2 separate regions of the Homo sapiens genome follow, and region 1 is linked to region 2. A link is a loop called in an ENCODE intact Hi-C map of the cell type or tissue named here. Cell type or tissue: gastrocnemius medialis. All regions are shown on one strand.

Region 1 (8,000 bases), 680 kb before region 2:
GTGAAAAGTGGAATCGTTGACCTCACATTCCCAGAAGATTCGATCACAGCAATAATAAAATCTCAGATCTGTCCAGCCCCACGGTCGATGACCTTGCCTGCTTTGCTTAGTTGTAAAGTTTTAAGAACCCTTTCACTCTGAGGATAAGGAAACTGAGGCATGGGCCATTAATCGACTTGCCGAAGGTCACACAGTTTGGAGGTGAACCAGACCTGGTCACTAGGCTCCAGCTCGCCTTGCAGTCTAGATGGTTTCTTCCCACCCCATAGACGCCTCATAATGTTTTATACCTACCTTGATGGGCGAATTCATTGTAATTCTCTCACCCCCACAGGGTGCCTTACCCACGTGTTTAAGGGCAGCCTAATATGTCCGGCTGGCCAACTATTTTTAACTTTGTTTTCAATTACTCACTCAAAACTCTGAAATCAAAGCCGGCTGGTGGTTCACCTTGGTATTGAGGCATTAGCAGTGGTGTTATTTAAGGTGCTATTCAGTGTGGGGTAATGGGAGGAAAAGACAGGTATGTGGAGGATGTGGGCGCTCCGTTTCTTGGAATGCCTATTTGTGTTTATGACTCTGATCTGTTGTCGCATGACTCTGCTCTTCCTTTGAAAAATCAAAATATCTGGACCTGGTCAGTTGTAGGTGAACAGTTACTGTATTGCCTTTCTCTTTCTAATTTTTCCCCTTCCAAGACTAGGCCTGGACCTCCACCCCTCTGTAAGCCCCTGCAGGTAGCCTGTGAAACCCCAGGGCTCCTCAGACTTCCCAGGTATCCAATAACCTTCGCTTCCTTTTGGGGGACCTGCAGGGGGTAAGTGGGAGGCAGACATCTTGCTTGGTCTTTGTCAATCAGTTTCAGGCCAAAAACAGCCCTGAAATGGAGTCATTTCAGGGTGGATCGCCTGTAGGATGCACTCAGGGCGAAAAGTTGAAGCCTGTAGCAGGGAAACCTAGGTAGTGCCTAGGGAATTAGCCTCATAAACTGCGGACCCCACCCTTACCCATAAAGGTTAAAAGAGAGATAAGCTGGGGTAATGAGGAGAGACTTTTAAAGCCCGTTGATGTAATCAGTAGAAGGAAAATTTGTATCACACTTGCAGATTCTTACATGTAATCTCCCAAAGCCTCCCTCAACTGCACACGAGTGTACACCTAAGCACACATATTAAGCCATCCTGCTTACTCTTTCTCCAGATTTTCCTTCCCATCAGCAGTCACCCACCAAGGAGTGCATGCTTCTGGGAAAAACCTTACATTAACTCCTATAGAGTCACGGGAGTTTTCACTGCTCCTCCCATTTACTTAGAGGAAACCCCTTATTTTCAAGACTGTTAAAAACCATCCTGCTTTCATTTGGGTTCGGTTGGTTTTAGTGGCCTAACCTACAATTCCAGGATATGTGTGTCTGTGGAATGGGGGTGGGAGCAGCCTATGTGCAATCTGAAGGAGGGGTGTGGAAACTCTTCTGGCTGACTCCTGACTCTGCGGAGTGCAAGCTTCGGAGAGGATGCAGATGCATGCTGTTGAAACCATTGCTCATTCCTCTATGTATGCCTCTCAGATGCTGCGTCTTTGGACACACAGGAACAATCGGGCCTCTGGACTTGCAATTATGTTCCTAGATAACCAAAAAGTCCTCCTTTTTTTTTTTTTTTTCCTTTTTTTCTATTTTTGAGAAGACAGGTTCTCACTCTGTCACCGAGTCTGGAGTGTAGTGGTGCAATCTCGGCTCACTTCAGCCTGGACCTCCTGGGCTCAGGTGATCCTCCCCTGTCAGCCTCCTGAGTAGCTGGGACTACAGGCCCACACCACCACACCTGGCTAATTTTTGTATTTTTTGTAGAAATGGGGTTTCTCCATGTTGCCCAGGCTAAGTCCTCCTTTTTGAGAAAATTCCATGGTCTCAGAGAGGGTGAGGCATATGGTGTACCCGCTTCTCAGTCCAAACCAGGCCTGTGAGAAACTGTGAAAGGCAAAAGGCTGCCAGAGAGAGATGGGAGATACCGGCTATGGGGATGAGAAAAGAGCTGGGAAAGTCTAGAGGCCGGCCCCATTGCTACCCCACCAAGCTTGGTAGGGGCAGGCTCCAGCCGCAGGCGGAAAACGCCGGGCGACACCAGAGTTGGGAGGTGAGAGAGAGGCCCCAGCCGCTGGGGAAGGAAATTGCGGGTTCCCGTCTGCCTTGTCTCCAGCTTCTCTGCTGAAGCCCGGTAGCAGTGAATGCGCGCTGACTTTCAGCGACGACTCCTGGAAGCAACGCCAAATGCTGACTGAAGTGGGAGATCCTGCGCCTCTCCATCCGGGCTCCCCAAGTCCTCTGGGCAGAGCTGCAGGAGGCGGGGACCAGTACCCTGCTTCCAGCTCCCCAGAGTTCATGTTCGTGCTCCCTGGGGACCTCCAAGCCTGAGACACAGGCTCCGGGGAGGTCAGGCTTGGCTGAATCACACTCATCCGGTGGCTTTTCCATTGTTCTTTTTGCATTCGCCTGGGATGCTAGCTTCCTGACATCCTGGTTGGATCCTAATTTGGGGCGGGGGTGAAGGAAGGGGGCAAAAGTAGCCTCTTGTCCAAAGAGGCCCAAGGTGAATTCACAACACTGTGGTTGCCTTCAGCACCAGAACACTTCCAACTGTAATAATAAAGACTAGATTTCCCTGGGCCCCTCCGCAGTCCGGCAGAGAATTCGGCGTTTCAGAGGCCTGACAAGTCATCTTTTCTTGCCGCAAGGTGGGAGAGCTGATTCTCCCGGGCCTCGCGAAAACAACAACAAGAAATCTTAACAGGCTGTGGGCCCCCTAACCTAAACTTTCAGGTTTGGAGACTTCTAAGGGCCTGGCTGTCGTCACGACTGGCCTGCTTGGCCTCTCAGTCTGTCCCCCGCCCCCGGGACCCAGCTCTTTCCGGCTTCTTTGCAAAAGGATAGAACCGTCTCGACCAGGGCACTAGGACTGGAAGATCGGGCTGTGTCTAGGCCGCTGTCCGCGAAATCCGAGACGTTTTTTCAGCTTGGCTAGGACCGACTTCGCTGCCGGTTTGAGCTTTCTCTGCACTCGGGGGTCTCCTGCCGTCCTCGACCGGTGGCGTAACTTGGGAAGAGGTGTGGGAATTAAGAATGGCCAGGAGCGTTGGATTTTTTAATTCCTTAGAAATCCATGTTGAATGCAGTCCTTAGAGATCGCAAAAGGCAGGGGGCGGCCAGGGGGGAGATCAGCTGGCCGGGAAAGCCATGGTCTTGAGGTAACGGGATTTGCAGGGAATTTTGAAAAAGCTCCTTCTCTTCTGTTAAAGTTCCTAGCTGTTCTTGCCTGTCACCTCTCCATAGGTTCTCTGCAACAAGAGCCCGGAACAGGCGAAGCGCAGCCCAGCGTTCGGGCCGTAGGGAAAGAGAGTATTTGCGGCGTGAGGGGGCCCAGCTGGAATACGCCTGAGGAGCTCGCCCTAAACCCCGCGCTCCGCCGCCCGCCCCTTGCTCTCAAGGCGCCTGTGTCTCCTTCTCCACCAGGTAGAGCTGGAAGGAGGAAGCGGTCTTTGAATTTTCAGTTACAAGACCCTGGTTAGTAACAGGGCTTTCTGTTTGCTTGTTTGTTTGTTTCCTTTTGCCTTACCCAGATTTGCTTAGAAAACGTTCAGTAGGAACATTAAAACCTGTGTGGCGAAATCCAGGAGGAACCAGAATATTCTAAAGCACCTAGGGGCTGACGCGAAATTATCAGAATCGTTTTCTGGCATTTTGGACAGGTTAACATTTTGTCAGAGCCCCAAAATTCCAGATCTGCAACTAAAGTGACTCTGGACTTGCAGCGTCTATGAGACCAGCAGATCTGGAAGAAAAACGTATGGATTTGGGATTTGCAGGAGTTTGTAAAGGCGCAGATCAGACCTCAACTTTCAACTGTCCTACCTCCCTCTTGGAGTAACCCATGGGGAAACCGGGAAGCCAGGGGTTAAAGTCGGCCCAGGAGCATCCAGGGGACGACTGGCGCTGCGCTTTGGCCCGGGCCTCAGTCTCTCCCTTCCTCTCATTGGTTCGCGCTCTCGGAGTTTCTCTTGTTCCCTCCTCGCTATTGGTTGGGGGCTGGCTTTTTTCCCCCTCAGTCTTTTTCTTCCTCCCCCTCCCTCTCCCTCACCCCTCGGACAGGAGCGCACCGCCTGCCCCCTGTTCCTCGGGAAGGGAGGAATTTAGCGGAAAAAAAAGTTTCCCAGAAGTTTGGATCACAGGGAGGACGGGAAGGCAGAGAGGAAGAGAGAGAGAGGGGGAGGAGAGAAAAAGAGAGGGAGGGGAGAGAGAGAGAGAGAGAGAGAGGAGAGAGAATAATAATAATAACAAAAACAAGATGAAGTTCAGTGGACACAGTCTGTGAGCGCCTGCCCCGGTGGGTGGGAAGCAGGACTCGGGCGCTCATGCAGCGAGCGGGCGGCGCTCGGGGCGCTAGTTCCTAGCAGCTGGGCCAGCGTAGGGGCGCAGGTCGGATCCGGCAGAGGAGGGCGGAGGAGGACGCAGGGGGAGGGTGGAGAGACCCGCGAGCCGCAGTCTCAGCCTCGTCCGACGCGCCTCCGCCTCTCCCGGGCCGGGCCCGGTGGGCGCTCAGAGCTTGAGGGCGCCGGCTGCTCCCTCGGTAGCGGGGGCAAGCGGAGGCAGGGGTGTGGGCGGCTAAAATGAGTGAAAGGAGAAGATCTGCAGTCGCCCTGAGCTCGCGAGCACATGCCTTCTCCGTTGAAGCCTTGATCGGCTCAAATAAAAAACGGAAACTGCGAGACTGGGAGGAGAAGGGGCTGGACCTGTCTATGGAGGCGCTGAGCCCCGCGGGCCCACTCGGAGACACGGAGGACGCGGCGGCACACGGCCTGGAGCCTCACCCGGGTGAGTGCGTCGCAGCCGACCGCGGGAGGCGGGCGGAGAGGGGACGCCGAAGGGCCAGTCGCCGGTCGCGGGTGAGGAGCTAGGCCCTGCCATTGACGCCCTGCCTTGCCCCAACATAGGTTTCTGTTTCTTCGCGCAAATGCCCTGAGCCTCCCTAAATTCACCGGAACCAATTTTTGGGGCTGGACTGAGCCTTGCATTTTCGTCGCCAGCCTAAGCAAGGAGTCCTGTTTGTTTGCATTTCTTTTTCTTTTGGGTGGAGAGCGCAGCTTTCTGGGTGTCCGTGGATGAAGGGCTGCCGGTCCCTGGGATTGGGAGGGGCGCGGGCCGAAGGCAACGGCGGGAGCCGAGATCTAGGACTCGCTTCTGAGAACTCGGGAGGACTGGCGCGGCGTTCTCCAATCCAATACCTCAGTCTTCGGGGAATGACCAGTTGTCTCATTTAGCCTTCAACCTCGTCCTTGCCTTTCTCCCACCAACTTTTCGATGGTGGAACATAATTATATTTCTACTCCTTTGGCGTTTACGGAAACAAGAATGGATGTTAGACCCCTTACTCCTTGGGTCACTCTTCAGGGCCCACATCTCTGTGTATTTAGGGTGTGGGTACGATTGATTTGTGTCTCAGATCCTACAGTAACCCATGTATATTATGTGCACGGAACATGTAAAAAGCAGGGGGGATGTCATGTCTGTATTTTAACAGAACCCTAGGAGGGGAGAAGCCAACTTTAACGTTTTGTGTTAAGTGCCAAGATTTCAACTGTGCAAAAACAGCCCGGGGGAACAGCTGTTGTCGGAAGAATCTTGAGTGTGCGCGCGCGCACATACAACGCTCGCAACTTGGTTTAGCGGTTTCAGAAGCTTTCCAGCCCGGACTTCTAAAACCATGCTGGAAGGTGCTCCTGCTGAACAGCCAGAGCTGGGGAGTAGACCCCGCTTCACACGCTGACAAGCCCGGGGAGGGGGCAGCGGCCTGCACTGGGATAGAGACGGTCTGGGGCTCAGGAGCTTGGGGATCTCAGCCACAAAGCTGTCCAACTCAGAGGAGGGACAGCTGTCGCTTACATTTTCTCTTTAGGCAGTGACAGTTCAATTTCCATGCTCCCGAGGCTAATAATAATGCGATTAGCGGGTGACCTGCAGAGATAGAGTTTTATGAATTCTCCGTGTTTTTGTGGCCCGTTACGGTATTTGAGTTTAGTGCTGGGGAATTATTTTTATTAGTCGATGAAAAGAAAATTAAAAGGAGATTTATTTCGACCGTCCAAGCCTTTTCCTGTATTTGAATGCAAGTGCTTGTCCACGCGGACCCCTGCGTGGGCATTCCAGAAAGGCACCCAGGGCTACTGTGTGTTTCCCTTCGCTGGCCAGACCCTATTTCCTCAGCTCATTTATCTATTGTCAAAATCTCGCGTGGGCCTTCATACAGTTAGAAGTTCTTGCAGGGGTTATGACGCCTTAGAATTTGTAAGGTTCTTTTATTTTCCCCACGGCGGAAAAAACAGAAGTTGTTTAGCTGCGCGTGGCAGACGTCCTGTCCCGGGGAAGTTTTCTCTTGGGAGGCCCCAGATCGCACGGAGCCCGTCTAGGGCCTTATGTTCAAATGGGTAATACATGGGGTCATAATTAGAGATTCAGATCAGAGTTTGCTCTTTCTGCCGTTCTCCTTAGCCTGAGCTCCATTCAGGAGGCAGAAGAGAGAAAACTTAGGGAATGAGGCAAAAAGAAACCATTCCAGAGCGTGAACCTGGGGAGCTAAGCTCATGAATTCTATTTACTCGCTCCCGCGGGATGGGGGTGGGGTGGAAGATCTAACAGAACTAACTTTATGTAACAGAGTTCGGTTGGTCATTTCCCATTACGTTATCATTTTTTAAAAAAGAAAAAGATGGGTATTTGGATTAGAGAAAACGAAATATATTTGTGGGGCAAGTGTCTAGGAGGAAGAAGCTGAAAGCCCAGCACCCTCTGGCTTTCTGCGGAGCTGGGCTACAGGCCGGGCCTAGCCTTTTAGTGGGCCGGGGGAATCCTTAAGTTGGAGCCCCCGCAATGGCTAAGCCTTTCTTAACGATTTGCTGATAGGATGAGAAAAGATCTTTTAGTAAAAAGGGCGCCGTGGCGTGGAGACGCGGCGGTCCAGGGAGCAGAAGAGGTGGAGCTGTCGGCTCCAGACTCAGGCGGTAGCGAAAGGCGCGACCAGGGCTGGGGGTGTTTTTAGGCCTTTCTTTTTCTGTAATACAGCACCCTAACGAACACACACAGGGACACATTTAAAGATGTGTGTATGGAGGAGTAATGCAGGCGACCCTATTGTGCCCAGGGCAGCGTCTCTTCCCGGGTGAGCCTCATTGTTTTAACTCTTTTGTCCTTAGGGCCCAGAAGCCGCTGCGTGGTTCTCCCGCCCTAGGCCGATAACAAACCGGGAATAGGAAAAAAACAAAAAATTGTTTTGCGGGAAGAATGAAACACACACACACACACAAACACACACGCACACGTTCATGCCTAGAGTATTCTCACCATCTCTCATAGCACCGTTTTTTAGTCCGCTCTGCCGGAGCTTCAAAATTCCGCGATCTTTAGACAACTCTAGGGTCAGATTTTAATGTTTAACTTTCATTCAAAGACGAGGCCTTTTGCTTTTTCACAGCCCATTTTTCTTTCCGCGTCTGGACAGAGCTGGCTTTAGTTGGCGCCCGAGCACCCGCAGCTTGGGGCACCAACCTGCAGCAACGGGGGATCAGTCCGGCCTGCGCGTTGTAGGCACTCACTCCACAGAGGAAACTATGTATTTCGAAAGCGTTTCAAAAATTCCACCGAGCCTGGTGGCCCCGAAAAACCCCAAGGCCCGCCAGACTTTGGAGAAGGGTCTGTGAGGTACCCTCACTGTCATACCTACGCCGGCACTCTCAGTCTTTTGGAGAAGCTACTAGAGAAGTGCCTCAAGACCAGCCTCGGAGGAGCCTGGCTCTCGAGCCTGCTCTCCCCCGCCCTCTCCCAGAGCAACAGAGGAACTTTCGAGCTAGGATCGGCTGGAACAGCTGCTCCGGCTGCGGCCTTGCAAGTATATTGCTGCGGCCTTGCAAGTATATTTCAGGCGCTCGGCGGCGCCATCTGCGCTCGGACCTCA
Region 2 (8,000 bases):
ACTAAAATTTTAGGCTGTAATAATATGAAAGACGTATGCTGTCCTCAATCCTTATATTATTTAGGAATAGATAAAGATATTGGTTAACTTTAAACTCTAATTCTGCATGTTAAAATGTGAAGTCATGAGTGTACCACAGTGTATATATATATGGTCCCTGACTTATGATAGTTTGACTTATGATTTTTCAACTTTACAATGGTGTAAAAGTGATATGCATTTAGTAGAAATGATACTTTAAGTACCTTATAACCATTCAATAAATTACATGAGATATTTGACACTTTATTATAAAATAGGCTTTGTATTATATGATTTTGCCCAATTGTAGGCTAATGTAAGTGTCCCAAGCACACTTAAGGTGGGCTAAGCTAAGCTTTGATGTTTGGTAGGTTAAGCGTGTTAAATGCCTTTTTGACTTGATATTTTCAGTTTACAAGTCAATCCAATGTAACCCCATCCTAAGCATCTCCATATCCATTCTACTGTTTTTGCTTTGTTTTTTTGAAACGGTATCTCGCCCTGTCACCCAGGCTGGAGTGCAGTGGTGTGGTCATGGCTCGGCTCACTGCAGCCTCAACCTCCTAGGCTCAAGCAATCCTCCCACCTCAGCCCCCTGAGTTGCTGGGACTGCTAGGCATGCCACCACATCTGTCTAATTTTTGTATTTTTTTTTATGCAGACAGGGTTTCACCATGCTGCCCAGGATGCTCTCCAACTCCTAGGCTCAAGCGATCCACTTGCCTCGGCCTCCCAAAATGCTGAGATTACAGGTATGAGCTGCCACACCCAGCTCCATTTTACTGTTGATAGACATTTAAGTTGCTTCCGCTTTGGACTTATTATGAATAGTATTATATTGCTATAAACATTTGTGTGCATGTCTTTGGGTGAACATATGACACTCTATGGCAAAGGAAATGAATGCAAAACAGCAATTCACAACAACATAAGTTAATCTTGGAAGAAGGAATATATACTTAAATAACTTTTTTTTTTTTTTAATTTGAGACAGGGTTTCTGTCGCCCAGGCTGGAGTGCAGTGGCACAATCTCAGCTCATTGTAACCTCCACCTCCCAGGCTCAAAGCAATCTATGATTCCACTTTTTTTAAGGTGCTAAAACTAGAAGTCATGATAGTGGTACCTTGGAAAGGAGGAACTGACAGGGAGGGGTACTGGGGACTTTATGGAGTATAAGTAATATTCTATTTTTTGACATGGATGGTGGTTACATGTCTGTATTTATTTTATGATAATTCATATAGCTGTATAAATCTAATGTACATTTTTCTGTATGTGTATTATATACACTTCAAAAGACTTTTTTAAAGTCTGTATGTGTATTATACACACTTCAAAAGACTTTGAAAGATGGTGGTTACATGTCTGTATTTATTTTATGACAATTCATATAGCTGTATAACTCTGATGTACATTTTCCTATATGTGTATTATACACACTTCAAAAGACTTTGTTTTTTAATGTAAGATTGTCATCAAAATAATGTAAATAAATTGTATAACTTTAAAACCTAGTAGAGGAAAAGGAAGAAAAAATGTGATTAAACAACAAAAGGTAGAAAAGAGGAAATAAAATAGACTTTAAAAAGCAATACTATGGCACAAATAGTTTAAGCTCAAGAACTGCAGAAATGTGAACAGGTTACATATCTACCAAGAGACAGAAAGTGGTGAAATTAATTTTAAGAAACTAGCTAAATGCTGTTTATAAGAGACACAATTAATATGCAAAGAATATTTCAAAATGAAGAATGTTATGATATATATATTAGTTATCTTTGCTGCTGTAACAAATTACCACCAATTTAGTGGTTTAAACAAAACGAAAGTGTTACCTTCCTAGTGTGTAGGTTAGAAGTCCAAAATGGGTTGCACTGAGCTGAAATCAAGACACTGGTCAGCAAGACTGCTTTCCTTTCTCAAGGCTCCTCACTTTTTCCAGCTTCTAAAGGGCCTCCCACATTCCTTGGCTTGTGATCTCCCTTCCCCATCATCAAAGACAGCAACGTGGGTTAAGTCCTTATCATATCACACAATCCTGAACTTACTTCTGTCATTACATCTATTTCTCTGACTCTGTTCTTCTGCCTCCCTCTTCTACTTTTAAGGGTCCTTGTGAATGCATACCCAGAATAATCTCCCTATTTTAAGGAGAAATCTTGATTCCATCTGCTACCTTGATTTCCCTTTGCCATATACTATAACATATTCACAGGTCCTGGGGATTAGAATGTGGACATCTTTAGGAAGTCATTGTTCTGCCTACCACAGATATATTGGGCAAATAGTTACCAAAGACAGCTGGTATAGTAGTAGTACTATCTGGAAAAATTGTGTTTAAATCAAAATATATTAGTAAGAAAAGGGAGAAACTACAAAATGATAAAATCTACCAAGAAGATATACAATGTGATTGTCAATAAGAAGTAAAGCCAAGACTTGGACCTAGGTTTGTGTCTACTGGTCCAATGTTCCTACGAACAAAAACCTCTAAAAAACACAGACTAATAAAAACTTCTACTTGAAGCCCACTGTGCAAGTACTGGGAAATTTCTTGCCAAAAATGAAAATAATAATTATAACCTACACCATAGGGCTGTTGTAAAAAATACCTTAGGATTGAGGCACACTGCAGCTATCATATAAATGTTAAATAAAAATAATGTTTCCTGTATCCTTAGTAGGGTTGGGCAAATCCAGATGTATATTATACTTTTCACATATTTCAAAATATTTTCAAATGTTTTGGTTCGGGTTCAATAAAAACCTCAAGTACATTTTGCCAAGTGCTTTTTCCATTAATTATTCAATCCATTTGTATTTCAAGGGAAATTCAGTCCACATGTTTCTAATTCATTTAGCACTAACTCATCAAAATATTGTTTTTCTCAGTGCTATTTTCTGTCCAAAAGGCTTTTCGAGCCTTCTCTTCCTATTTTTATTTCTTAGAAACAAAAAGATAAAGCTTGCCAAGGGCAAACCCTAGTAAACTAACAAAAGATTTACTAAACACTGCCTCTAGAATTCATTGAGTTTGAAAAGACTTCTATCAATCCACCCTGGTCCATATCACTTCTCTCAGCGACTCCCCGGCTTCCTTGCCTTTTCCTTTCCTTTGACCAAGTTCTGTTTTGCTCATATTGTCCCATTACAGATTTCAGGTTTTCTATCACCCAGCATCCACAGGCCTAAAGACACCTTAATCCTCTTCCCAAATCCCTTCCCTTTAATAAAAACCATCCTAGGCTGGGGCCAGTGAAATAATCAATTTGTATCTCTTTCCAGAATATTCTCATGGGATCCATGGCCAGGCTTAAAAATAGATAACTTTTTTTTTTTAAAGTCTGATATTTTTATGTGTGTACTTTGTATGTGTGTGTCTGTGTGAGAGAGAGAAAGAGAGACAGAGAGATACCTTATGTGTGATTGATGTCTTAACTGTGCATAAAGGGCGCAGAAGTTGATGGTATCTTCATTCTGAATGCTCCAAAAACAGCACAAGCTGTACTTATGGTTCCCACATCATTTATGGAGTATTCTTGCCAAAAAGGTTTAACCTGAACTGAATCATAAGGAGATTGTGGAACATGCTACAAGATAACTTGTCTGAACTCTCCAAAAATGTGATGTCGTGAATGACAAAAGCCATCAGGGAATTCTTCTAAATTAAAGGAAACTAAAAAGACAATATAACTAATTGTAATATGTTATCCTTAATTGAATTCTGTATTTTAGAAAAATAGTTATAAAAGGCATTCTTGAGACAATTGGAGAAATTTTAATATGTTACATTTCTTAAGTATAATAATGATATTGTGATTACATAGAAGTGGGTCATTTGCTTAGAAAGTAGAGTTTGAAATATTTAGGGGTGAAGTGTCATGCTGTCTACAACTTTAAAGTTGACTGTTTCACCACATAATGCCAAGTACGATATGCATAAATGTTAGTTATGTTAATTACAAATAGTTTAGAAAATACATATATGTATAAATGTATATACATTTGTATATTTATGAAGAGAGAGTAAGTAAATATGAAAAAAATGTTAACAGTTGGTAAATCCACATATACCTACTCGCACGAACATACACCTACACCCACAACTATACACACACACATACAAAGGAAATGTGGTTGTAGACTTCTAACAGCAAATTTGTAAAATTCATCTCAAATCAGAAGTCAATTTGCCTTTTAAAAAAATTGAAATATTTAGATTTTCGAGGTTGACTGATTCACCATCTAATGGTTACTTGTAATATGCATAAATGTTAGGGTTTTAAAATTTATTTTGATGATAATATTGCAAATGAGTGTTGTTGCTGTATGTGCAAGTAGACATTATGAAACAGGTCATGTCAATGATTAATGGAGTGATGGGCTCCTAAAAGTTAAAGGACCACGTGGAAATATGTGTATATACATTTTTCCTGGTAGACTATACATAAAATTTACAAATGTACAAAGGAAACTAAGAAATGTTCAAACTGCTTTAAGTATCTAAATGGGTATTCTTTTTATTAAGAGAAATCTCACAAAAACCCCCAATTTGTCATTGCTAATAATGCTTGTGGCACTTTATAGCAAGGAGTTCACAGAAGCTAGTAGAAGCCCTTTAGTAAAACTGAAGCCCTTTCACCAGTTACACCCAATAGGTGTCAACATGTGTAGAAACTGCTTCTTGAGAGGCTCAACACATTGGAAAGATATTTAAATGATCACTTTAGGAGCCAGGAAAAAAGGAAAGGGAGATAGTGGGAAAATTAGTCAGCCAAGAGGTTGAGCTTGTGCCTTTGAAAGATTGCAGCATGCAGCCCCCCAGAGTATGAAAGGAGAACTGACTGTGCCTTCTAATTAGAACACGGCGAACCTTTGCAATGTGACTTTTCTTTTGGAAGGGGATTTGGGACATCACTGGTTTATGTGACACAATGTACACCAGGTGGTCCTAGTTAGGTGAGGGGTTTAATGTAAAAATAATCCTTCTTTGGCTTTATTCAGTACAATAAAACCACTAAGACGTTTTCCCATATGAAGTATTTCTACAGGCACATTCAAAATGTTAATCCCCTTTTTTATATGCATTTTTCATGACTCCTAAGACATTTACCAGGTTGGGAAATCTGCAAAAACTGGTCCCTTGACAAAGTCATGGATGCTTTTTACCACAACAGGTTTGTTTTGTTTTCATGTGAGTCCAACGTACTTTCATAACATCTTTGACTATGGATGTCACAAATAGGATCAAATATTATTATCCTAACCTTACTACTGAAGGCAAGGGTCTCACAGTGACTCATAAAGGCTATCAAATTCTGAGTTAGTATTGCACCTTCATACCGAAGAGAGCAGTCTAGAATTTGCCCATGCTGAACATTTTTGTAGCATAAATTTCTTCTAATGAAACCAGTAATGAACAGTTTTGTTCTACAAATATAAAATAATACAATATGTATTGTTCATATAGGTATATATGTGAACATATCTATGATACAATATTTGATATTTGGGTCAATCATCTGAGGTCCTGAGCATTTCTGGAGTGTTTATAGAATCTTCACTGAAAGATAAAAGAATAGTCAGGAGGGATTTACTTTTACATGCTGAGTAGAGTGAAAGTGATTCAGACCTAGATTTTAATTTTGAAGCCGTCATTATTATTATGTGACCTTGAGAAAAGTTATTCAGTCTCTTTGAGCTTTTTCTGTTTCCTCATCAGTAAAATGCCAAACACTGTGACCTCATTGTATTTTTATGAGAACTGAGTGAGACATCTTTTGATTACTGTCATTTAATTAGATTACTCAATTAATTCTTTTCCCAACATCCTTCATAGCAGAGTTCACCTGCATATCCCGGCCATTTAAAATAAAAATACATACTCTCTTTTCTATTTCAAGTGCCAATCATCCATATGAGTACATATGGGTATTTTAGGCACAGCAAAAAGAATGAAACTACAGCTTTTGTTCATGTCCTATACCACATTAGTAAAAGTGTCAGGAAACAGTACATATGATTAATGCTGCTGAAATGGGCAGGAAATTATTCAGGTGGATTCAATCAACCCAGCCAAACATATAGGTAGCTTATTAAAATTTAGACAAAAGTCTACAGGCACTTAATACATAACGATGACTCTAGATCTAAATTAAGAGCGCTCCCCACCCCCATACACCCCAGCCCTTGCAACTCACTTCCTGGAAGCAGCCACTCTTCTTATAACTAGAGTTATTGACCTGCTTTTCAACTTTTTTTTCCCTCTCTGAAAGAAAGACACGTGACCTTTCCTAAACCCTAACCCAAACCCGCTGCTGAAACACTGTGCCATTGAGCTGGCCCTTGAGGCTGTCTCTTACCATAGCAAAGGCAACATGAAATTGATGTGCTGCTTATTTTCAACTACACCTTCAGACCTGTGCTCTCCTCGATGTGGATGAGAATTTTGAAGAAAAAGAGGCACAGTATAGATTTAATGGAAAAAGATAGTTATCCTGGAAAAAAAAACAAACAAACATAGTTTTCTGGATAAGGGTTCTTGCACTTAGCTCACTGGATGTGCCTTAGATATTTAAAGCAGTCATTTCAGATACACAAGGTAAAGTGCTTTTCAAAGTTAAAGGTCTTGTGTTTACTATTACTGCAGCAGGAGGCAAGGGCTTTTCCCTTCCTGCTCCTTAGATCACTTCACCTAGTCTCAGGAGAGACAGGCCTCCTCCACTGGCCAGCCCCCAGCCTGAAATTCCCTTAATCATCACTAAAGAGTTCACTCCTTTTAAAATCAGTCAAGAAAGACAGCTTCACATGGCAGTAAAAGTCCAGTTCTGTGATTTACCAGGAATAGGACCTTAATAATAATAAAATGACCTGTCTGTATAAAGTGCCTCCCATTCAAAGAACAACAAATACATTTGTGCTGTGTGGGTCATTTGAGAATGCAAGAAGAGTAATGATTTTTAAATAGAAAATTAAATACAAGACTAATGGTTACAGTGTTAATTGACACATCAGTTGTAGACTCTGAGTAACTGTGAGGGTTAGATATGATCAAGAGCTGTGGAAAGTCTAATAGATCAGGTTTTAGTTCTAGTTCTTGCATTCACAAACTAGGTGCTCTTGAGAAACTTATTCAACCTCCCAAGGTCTCCATTTTTCTCATCTGTAAAAGGAGGGTATCAGCTTGGATCAGCATATACTAAAGTGTGTTCCCGGGAGCATGCATTCTACAAATTTTGCCTCCCTACCCTTACTTCCACCCCCATAAACATAAACAATCTTTTGTGACATCCATTTGTTATACAAACTTATGTTGTAAACATCCAAAAGAGGTATTTATGTTCAACATTTTCTAAAATTATTTTCCTACAAAATCATTTTTTGAACCAGGAAGGCAACAAAGTATTTAGCTGGCAGCATACCTATATCTGTACTAGTGAGGCTTTTAAAATTTGTTTTATTATAGTATTATTTGGTTGCCAGATATACTGAAAACAGAAAATGGGCAGTTTCAGCCTACTGCATTAGTTATTTTCTCCTCAGTTAATAGCAATTTTGATTCCTCCAAGCTGCCACTTGGCTTTGGAAGGTCTTCCTGAGTCATTCACCAATTGTCTCAGTTAAAAATAGTCCCCTGTCATGTGGGAGCCATCATGACCAACAGCAAGCATGACCTTATTTAACATTACACACGCAGCCCATGAGCTTCTTTCTCTTAGATGTCTTTGAAAAGACCAGCAAAATCTAAAAATTAACCTGGGTAGTGCAGATATAAGCCATTTTCAAGTAAGGCAGGAAAAGACTTTTCAAAAACAAAAAACACTCCTGACATAAGACCCTTGAAAATGGTGGGGGGCGGGGCAGGGGTAAGGTTGTAGAGGGAATTTTTTCTTGTTAATTTGGTTTTCCTGTTTTGTTTCATTTTGTCCTTAAACACTGAAATAATTTGTGTAACAAAAAGCAAATGCCGTTCTTTGA

Evidence for each region. Hi-C counts contacts between places; a loop is a spot of excess contacts. Peaks named below come from ENCODE experiments on the same cell type or tissue, not always from the same donor. Only the 100,000 strongest peaks of a DNase experiment are listed, where the experiment ranks them.
Region 1: a loop joins it to region 2, with 4 times the contacts of the local background. A loop is called at or near these places in 4 of 110 quality-filtered maps.

What each region holds. Positions count from the first base shown.
Region 1 is chr1:118,984,458-118,992,457 of GRCh38, reverse strand. TBX15 (T-box transcription factor 15) reads left to right here and starts at 4,115. Exons shown (of 8, transcript NM_001330677.2): 1 at 4,115-4,867. The coding sequence starts at 4,663. RefSeq lists enhancers at 4,182-4,714, 4,715-5,248, 6,568-7,245. In gastrocnemius medialis, no CTCF peak of the experiment used is centred here; DNase peaks (open chromatin) are centred at 2,897, 4,037, 4,467, 7,907 and 2 weaker places; H3K4me3 peaks cover 5,381 bases; H3K27ac peaks cover 6,218 bases.
Region 2 is chr1:118,301,986-118,309,985 of GRCh38, reverse strand. No RefSeq gene overlaps it. Among named protein-coding and RNA genes, the nearest start is that of SPAG17, 120 kb to the right of the region's middle. In gastrocnemius medialis, CTCF peaks have their summits at 4,669 and 4,871; DNase peaks (open chromatin) are centred at 4,830, 6,205 and 7,675; H3K27ac peaks cover 3,517 bases.